Linked DNA regions of Mus musculus: region 2 is linked to region 1. Evidence: chromatin contacts called from ENCODE Hi-C or POLR2A ChIA-PET data. All regions are on one chromosome and are shown on one strand. The core of a region is the stretch at or near the end of the contact, and the rest is flanking DNA. Distances in the headings are between cores, read along the strand shown. Region 1 holds the start of Bsnd (barttin CLCNK type accessory beta subunit). Region 2 has its middle 24 kb from the start of Tmem61.

What was found. Hi-C counts contacts between places; a loop is a spot of excess contacts on that map. ChIA-PET counts read pairs that join two places held with the same protein, here RNA polymerase II (POLR2A).
Region 2: a loop to region 1 is called in a map of CH12.LX, with 2.0 times the contacts of the local background. The contact joins the enhancer-like site here to the promoter of Bsnd in region 1. A Hi-C loop is called at or near these places in 2 of 37 maps with a recorded cell type or tissue (CH12.LX and T-helper 17 cell). POLR2A ChIA-PET finds 5 or more read pairs at or near these places in 1 of 5 experiments (Patski).

Annotation. Positions count from the first base shown.
Region 1 is chr4:106,489,888-106,494,272 of GRCm38, reverse strand. It overlaps Bsnd (barttin CLCNK type accessory beta subunit), which reads left to right and starts at 2,030. Exons shown (of 4, transcript NM_080458.2): 1 at 2,030-2,408. The coding sequence starts at 2,232.
Region 2 is chr4:106,528,056-106,532,440 of GRCm38, reverse strand. No RefSeq gene overlaps it. Among named protein-coding and RNA genes, the nearest start is that of Tmem61, 24 kb to the right of the region's middle. Within about 2 kb of position 2,525, at least 1 of the 3 ENCODE cell types and tissues checked has a DNase peak (open chromatin) inside an H3K27ac peak, as active enhancers do.

The DNA of each region.
Region 1 (4,385 bases), core at 781-3,280:
GTGTTTCCCCTCTCCTGCCTCAGGGGTCTTGTTTGTGTTGCTCTGGCTGGTCCTGCCCTGGTGGCTATTTAACTCTTAACATAACTCCAGCAGAGACCGCTCATTTAAGTTGGCATGACTCATCTCAGATGCTCTTATTCATTGTGGCTACCATTGCTCTGGGAGAAGGGACTTTGAGAAAAGGGGCAAAGAGAGACTTGGTTATGGCAAAGAGAGAAAAGACTAGCAGAGAGGAGAATGTCCAGCCCTCTCCATAAGGGCCAAAGCTAGATTGGTCTGCTTGGGCTCTGAAGCATTTGGGAAGATCTTGACTGATCTGTCACTGCCCAGGCTCAGTTTCCTTATCTGGGAAGTGGGTGTGGGTCTGGGTGCACAGAGGCAGCACCCAGAGGATGTGACAGCACTGTGCCAGACACACAAGGCCACCAGGGGGCACAAGAAGCTTCTGTGAATGTGGCAGAGGTCCATCCCCTCTGTATGTTCAGCACTGACTCTCCGGAGCATGTCTAGGTGGCTCTGGGACTCCTTGGTTTAGGATGGGACTCTCCTAGATTACTCTGTTCCCATGGCATCCTCTGGTCTCCAAGCCTCTTTAAGAAGATCGTAATGGCTCCCTTAGAGGTTCCTTGCCAGTCACAACTTCAAATGACTTTTCCTCCATTATGTCACTGTACCAAAAGGGGAGGTGGCCTAAGGTCCACTTCACAATCCACAGGCGACAAAGTTTAAGTCCATAACCTAACTTCATCCCAGGGGTGAGGCTGGAGGTGACCAGAGACATGGCATCTGGGCAGTTTTCTCAGAGTGGCTGTTCCCAGTTCCTGAGGCACTCTACAAACTGAAGTGGAGGGGACAGAGGTGGGAGACAGTGATGGGAAGGGACCCCAGTGAGCAGGCATGCTGGCAGAGGTACATGAGTGGCAGATGGGGCAGGGAGGAACATGTAGGGCCCATTCAGAAAAGCTTTGAATGCAGGGACTCAGGGAGCTCACTGACGGCCGTGCCATTCACCTGTGAGCTCTCCCACTGCCTTGCTCTGGGTACCTGTGGTGATTCAGGATCTCTGCAGTGTTAGCTATGGAAGCCAATCTGACTTTCCCCATCAGCCACCTCAGAACTAGAAACCCTTCTCTAGACAGTCATTCTTATGATAAAGATGGCTTTCCAGGTTGGGGACCAGGGACAAGTGAAGTAGATGTCTGTCAGTCAGTCAGCCAGTTGGTCAGTTAATCTGCAGGGGCACCAGTTCACTTCAGCCCCTGTGACACACGCACGCACGCACGCACGCACGCACGCACGCACGCACGCACGCACTGCTGGGCTGTGTGTGAAATACAAAGGTGATAGGGGAGAGAGAGCCTAGAGTGAGCTCTGGTTCTGGCTACTGTCCCCCCCTCCTCACTCCCTTATAGAGGAGCACAGTAAGCCAGCTGCTGAGCCTGCACTACACAGCCGCAGACACAGATCCAAGACCATCCTGGGCTTGGCTGCTCGAGCCTGGCCCTGTGTTCACCTATGTTGTGGTTGACTAGGGTCACGCTAGTGAGACACACAGCCTCTCGGCTCTGGTCCCAGTTGCTCTGTGACTTTGGGCAGGCTACCTGTCTATGCCTGCGTCCTCATTTGTGAAACGGGAATGTGGCACCTGTCTCCTTAGTTGAACAGAATGGAGACATATCTAGGATGGTGACCATTTAGTAGGTACGGATATTTCTGTTGAGCCTAGATGATCAGGTGTCCTTGAGAAGGTGTCTTTAGGTGTCTATGCTGTCAGGCTGTGGCTTCTGAAAGCCACCGTGGCCCCACCCATGCCTCCCAGAGATGGGAGGTGCAAAGCCTGTCTGGCCTCCCTCTCCACAGTAAGCAAATGAGGTGATGTCAAAGCCATGACTGGCCCAGCCCCTGTGACTTCCCCCGCCTCCCTCCCCACCTCTGTCCCATGTTCAGAGCTACAATCACCAAACAGCTGGGCCCACAGGGGAGGAGAGTGGCAGGAAGAAAGTTAGATGGCTGGGACCTTGGGCCCACTGAAGCGTGTCACCTGCCCTGCTGGGCTCAGGGCTGAGAGCTGGGCCTGTGGAGTTTGCTCCTTGCTCTGTGCATCATCACCTTGGTTCTCAGCCATCTCCTGGAGCATCCTTCCTTGAGAGCCTGCTCAGCGTTTGAGGAGGATTGCGGGCAGTCCCCTGCTGGTGTGCTGATCAGCTAGCTACCAGGGCTGGTTAGCCACCATGGCTGATGAGAAGACCTTCCGAATCGGCTTCATCGTGCTGGGCCTCTTCCTGCTATCCCTGGGTACATTCCTTATGAGCCACGATCGACCCCAGGTCTACGGCACCTTCTATGCCATGGGCAGCGTCATGGTGATCGGGGGTGTCATCTGGAGCATGTGCCAATGCTATCCTAAGGTAGGGGGGCTGGGAAGGGGGCAGAAGGACAGGTGGCTCTCATGGTCCCCGGCATCAACCCCTGGCCTCCAGCTGCTGTGTTCTTTCCATTTGGACTCCCTATATTCTCTCTGCTCTGGGGAACATCCTTTTGCTTATCCATTCATCTCTCATTGTGGCTGATAAGAAGCCGTATGTCTGGACCTGGAGCCACCACAGGGACACAATGGGATCTATGCACTGGCCCTGTTTGATCAGAGCCAGAATCCACAGCTCACCCCAACCACGTCCCAAGCGCTCTGTGTTTCCTGGAGTCCCCTTCTCTCCTACAGACCCTATGCTACAGGGTTGGAGCTTGCTTTAAAATGCAGTGGTGAGCCCTGGGTTCTCTGTTTCATGTCTCCAGCTGCTGAGAGCTCTGCTGTGCTGGATCTTCCTGAGACTCAGTACTTTCATCTGTAAAACGCCACACACACACACACACACACACACACACACACACACACACACACACTACCCGTCTCAGCTCCGAATAGCCCTGTGGTAACCCAGGTATGATGTGTGGAGGACGGGGAAGGGCATATTTGCAACTGTAGTGTTGTGTTTAGTTAAACAACGTCTGCTGCTGTGATTATTCTTGATCTTTACACAGCCCTGAGGAGTGAACATTTCAGGTGCTGTAGAACTTTAATGCTCAGAGAGGTGGAGTGAACATCACAATGTCACACAGCTAGTTAGAGACACTCAGGGATATAGGGAGAGCAACAGGGGTCTAACTTGTGGTCTGCCTCTGAGAGCCTGGGAGACTGAGCCACTTTTTTTCTGAACCTCAGCTTCCTCAGCTGCACAATGTGGGTCGGGAGGATGGTGTGGGAAAGGGGGACGGACATTCAAAGTCCCAGTGAACCTTGATATTAACAGCCCTGTCCTTTCAGCCTCCTCCACCCCTCCCTACTTGGGAGGTGTGAGTACCCAGAAGGAGTTCTAAGAATTGGGGCCAGGTCCTAGCCTCTCCCAGTCCTGCCGCCTCTGTAGCCAGCCCTGGGCTGTCATGTCACTTATATCTGGAGCTTAGGCAGTCAGAACTGGTTTGGAGCCATTTATAAAGCAGTTTACAGTCAACTCTCCTCTGTGCGCTCAATGTCCTGAGCAGAGGTCACTGAGAGAAGAGGGCCGTGAGGCCAGAGCCACTATATCCCCACCCAGGGAGGGGGTGTTTGTTGAAAAGACAGCATCCTTCCTAAGGAGGGGATTGGGTAACAGCAGGGTGGCTGGTAGGGGGTAGGGCTGGTTATTAATGAGCAGCTGTTGAAGGCTCCTGTGCTGTGTGGGGAGATGGTATGGTGGTGGAAACCACACCTCCTAGTGTCCCTCAGACCCCAATTCAAGTCCCTGTGCCCTGTGCCAAGTCTGTGACCTTGGCCGAGTGGGCCCCCATGTGGGGCATGGCCAAGTGGAAGGAAGCAAAGGGTGCTGTGGGGGTGGGAGGGGTGCTGGTCCCGTGCCCGTGTGAAGCAGGCACAGAGGCCTCGTTCCTCAGATGATGTGGCTGGCCCTGGGAGGTCTTGGTAATGGTGGGACTCAGACCACTAGAGCCATCAACGTGGAGCAGGAGGAAGAAAGGGCCCCCACTCCTCACCACAGCTGCTCCATTAGGGGTTGAATACAAACCTGGTTAGATCGGGTCCTCATCTGGGCCTCAGGCATGGGTCAAGAGGGAGCATTGAGCCAGGATAAATCTAGTGTGGGGAGTTGTTAAAGATGCTGAGCCTGAAGGTTGAGCTGGGAACAGGAGCTGAAGAAAAAGGAGTGGAGTGGCAGGGAGAGGAGAGCCTTGGCCCCTCATCCTTTGGTCCTTACTTTGTCTGCTCTGCTGGGGCTCAAAACCAGGACCTGGTAGTTGGAGCCCCTGCCTTCTTTGTGGGCTTCCCTCTCTACGCTTCCTGACTCTTGGGACTGGTCAGTGTCCAGCCTGAATTCAGATCCCATGCGTATTCT
Region 2 (4,385 bases), core at 1,276-3,775, 38 kb before region 1:
AGACCCCCACAGGGGTCCCATATCGGATATTCTGTGCATCAGTTACAAAATTACAATTATGAAGGAGAAACGAAAATAATTTTATGGTTGGGGGTGACCATGACATGAGGATCTGCATTAGGAAAGTTGAGAACCACTGAAATATAGGGTCCCCCAATGGTCCATGCAGATATAGTCTAGGAATCCAAGTGGGTAATGAAGACTGAGAGTGCTGTGTGTGTGTGTGTGTGTGTGATATGTTTTGTAATGTGATGGCATGATGTGGCTAGAGGGGGTGCCTTAGCAGGCCCATGCTGAGGCACCCTCCCCCACCCCATATCAGCCATAGGACAGCTCTAGTATAAAATGAAATTTATTTGGGACATGGAAAGGAGGGTCTGGGGAAGGGCAAAGGGAGTAGATGTACAGAAAGAAAGGGGACAGAGAAGGACAAAAAGAGAGGAGAGAGAAAAAAAGAGAAGAGGCTGGCAGGAACAGGGAGAAGGAGAGAGAGAGGGAGAGGGAGAAGAGGATGAGGAGAAGGAGGAAGAAGAAGAAGAAGAAGAAGAAGAAGAAGAAGAAGAAGAAGAAGAAGAAGAAGAAGAAGAAGAAGAAGAAGAAGAAGAAGAAGAAATAAGAAGGGTCCTTTTATATGTGAACCATTCCTAGAGGAAATGCTAACAAATACATGTGTGTATATGTATATGTATATGTATATGTATATGTATATGTATATGTAGATGTAGATGTAGATGTAGATGTAGATGTAGATGTAGATATGTGTTATGTGTGTTATGTATGTATATATATGTATATGTATATACATACATGCATACATACATACATATAATGCTCTTTGCTCCAAATATATACCTATGATAAAGCTTAATTTAAGAATCAGGCACAGTGAGACACTAAAAACAATAACAAGTGATAAAAGAGAAAATCATAACAACATACTTCAGTGAACATTTTTAAGATGCTGACAATTCCTAGAGCATTTTCCCTGAAGTATTTTTGGATCAAGGTCAACTTCCAGAGCTGATATCAGGAAAATCAAAATAGCCATCACAGGGGACTGCTGTGTTTTCCTGCCTTGAGGCCCTTGAAGCAAAGAACACAGCGGCTACTTCCTCTCTCCAAAGCACTCCGCCTGAATGCCCTGTTCACAACCTACCTTTCTAGACATTTCTAAGAGGTTAAAGTTGGATGAATTTGTTACTTCCCAGGCCTGTGGACCAGAAGTCAAAGAAGGGCCACTGGGTTGTCTTCCTGTTTCTCAGAGGCCCAGATTAAAGTATCTGTCTGTTCATCTCTTCTATGGGGAACAGATATAGAGGCAGTTTCCTGGTTCCGTTAGTTCTAGCAGAATTGAGCCCTGAGGCCTTGTGTCTTGCTGCTGCAGACCTGACCTCTGCACTCTTTCTCAGGTGTTCCAGTGTGAAATGTCCCTAGGTTGTGAATGCCTTCTGCCACAGGAAACAGCCTGATTCCATGAGACCTATCTCAATAAGCCCCCTTCCTGCTACCCTCTGTGATTGTGGGAATGGAGCCCAGGTGCCAAACCTGCCCAGCAGAGCCTGCCAGTTCCCTTTGTGACAGTTTATCAAATGGAGGTTCACAGAGGTTTGGGCTAGACCCCAATACCCACCAAACATAAGACGTCATTTCAGGAAGTGACCACTGCCCATGACCTAGATAAGATGGACATCTAAGATATGCCACCATCATGTCTTCTTGCTTTCTCTATGTGTATTGACTCCTGAGTGTATTTGATGTGATGTGAGTGACTTCTTTCTGACCACTTTCTTCGTCAACTTCCTGGGTCCCATAGTAACCTTGAAGTCACTTGTACCTACTCTGACTCATTCTCCAGGTAGCACTGGGAATTCTTTTGAAACAAAGGCTCCGGTGTCAAACTGGTACCTGCTGCACCTTCCTGGTTCCTCATTGCTGTCAGATGTACTCCCAAGTGTGGAGATTGCTGGCGAGCACCACCACACTCAGTTTTCAGGACTGTTTGATAAGGTCTGTCTCAGGCCGGAACCTGTATGCTGTGTGAGAGTGAGGGCCGGTTCTGTTTCATACAGTGTGGATGCTGTCAGCGCAGTGCTGGAGCGCAAAGCAGATGCTGTGAGAACTTACTTAATTGGCTGCCCTATACGGGCAAGAATGGGACGGGGTTATTAAGCAGTGTTTCCAAATCGTACACCTGCCCCCAGGAGGGAGTCATAGGCCACTGGAAGTGATGCTCTGATGGCGACTGAAGCTTAGTGGGTGTATACCAGTGGCCCTTGCTGTTTATCTCTTGGATATATGTTTTATAAGTACAATGGGAAGATTACTAGGATTCGGTCCACTAAGGTTCGTTTGACTCCAAATTTTTCAAACCCTCGAGCCCAGGGGTGAAAAGTAAAAGCTGTCACCGAGAGGCCACCAGGTGGCAGCACAGACAACAAGTGGAAGTGAGGAGCTGGGTTGCTCTCCCTGCCCGCCAGAGGGCGGAAGCTGACCAGAGAATTCCAGTTAGACTCCGCGCTCTCCTGATAAGCTAGGAAGTGCAGTTCAGCCTGAGTAGAGTGCCACAGGGGACACACGCACGCACACACTTCCTTAGCTGCCTCTGGCCCTGCCTGTCCAGCCCTGCAGTTGGCATCTGGCTCCTATCCCCGCTTTCATCCATTCCATCTGCATGCTTATCTCTAACCAAGCTTCAGTGGGACCCAGATGGACAAAGATCACTCTCCCAGTTTGAAAAGTCAACTGCGCCAGGGACCAGGGTTAGACAGTAGGACATACGGAGGGACCCCCAGTGTTAGCAGCGGCTAGGAAGATGACACAGAAGGAGGGTGGGCTGAGTCTGAAGTCACTTCCGGGGGTGGGGTGGGGTGGGAAGTGGAGGATGGGTGAGCAGGGAGCTGGAGTCAGGTGCCAATTAGGGGGTGGTTGTGCTGTGTCTGGGTGAGAAGCACCAGACTGAGGTCTGGTGACGTGGGTGCTCCCTGGGTAAGGAAGGGGTCAGGCAGCTGAAGCGTTCTGACCCCCAGACAGGGACCTCAGGAAGGTAGAAGTTCATTCAACCTTATGTGGCCTGGGCCAAGGCCGTGGAACCCAAAGGCAAACATATTACTAGCAATAATCTCAGCCAGTAGATCAGGGACACCTGGAGGAGATCAAGTAGTGATGTTTTGCCAGGGTGTACGTGGTGAAACGAGTTGGTCTTTACTCCGGTGGGCCTGGCCTTACCTGGAGATGCTCAAGGAGAATCAGAGCAGGACAGAGAGCAGCATTCCCAGCATGCTCTGCAGCAGTAAATCCTGTCTGAGCTACTCAGGCCTAAGCGATGTGAGGGCAGTCACAGACTTAGGTACTTCAGAGGTGGCAGAGAAGACCCTGCCCCCCATTCCTGAGCTCCAGTGTCACCTGTGAAGCAAGGAAGTGCTATCAATGTAAGAGCCGAAGTTAACCTGTAAGCCCTACTTGTCCCAAGGACAAGATAATTTCCTGGAATGCTGGAAGCTGTAGTTCTTGGGCAATAGCCACATGCTGTCACTCCCCTAAACAAGTTTGTTTGAACCGATTCTCCCAGATGACCTTGAGCACGTGTAGGCAGGGGGTATGTAGGGAGGAGATATACCAGGGTGTATATTTGCCCTTGGTCCAAACTAGTGGGAATTGCAGTGAATTTTTGCCTTTTTAAGCTTCTGCAAAATGTGACTCGTGACTATTCCCTGGGAATCCGTGGGTGGACCTGACCAGAATCCATCTTTCTGGCCAGTATTTAATTAAAGCTTGCTTCGAGTTTGGCTCATAATTGTGGTTTTTCTCTCACAGATTTTGTGACTAACACCTACTCCCGGCCATTCTGACTGGGCATGCTGTTCTGGGACCTGAGAGGCAGGCAGTAGCAGGGGCCACCAAATGGTCCACTGGACTATTGCGCCTGATCATCTCAGATGCTGTTACCCTGGGCCACTGATGGCCATCCCTGAAGGCCCTGGGCTGCAGGACGGGTGGCTGAGATTGGCCTGGCAGTCTGTGCCCTGGCCCTGGAACATAACTTATGCGGTCACCACTGAAGCCTTGTGCTTTCCCTGATGGCAGATCTCACCACAAGGGGGTGCCCACTTATTTTCTGTTTGTGGGCTTGGTGTTTTATATTTTGATTTTGGATGCAGAGATGAGATGCAGGATTTCACTCATGAGTACTGGATGGATAAATGCACTGCCACTGAGCTACATCCCTAACCCGTCTGGAATTTTCATTCTCATCCCTTCAGCATACACACGGGACTCTTGGCATGTTCCTGAGCAAACAGAAGGGTGACAGTCATCATGAGCCACCAGACTGGTGCTAAGACTGGGTTATGCTGTTTCGTACTCTAGCATCTTGCAACTACCCTGCC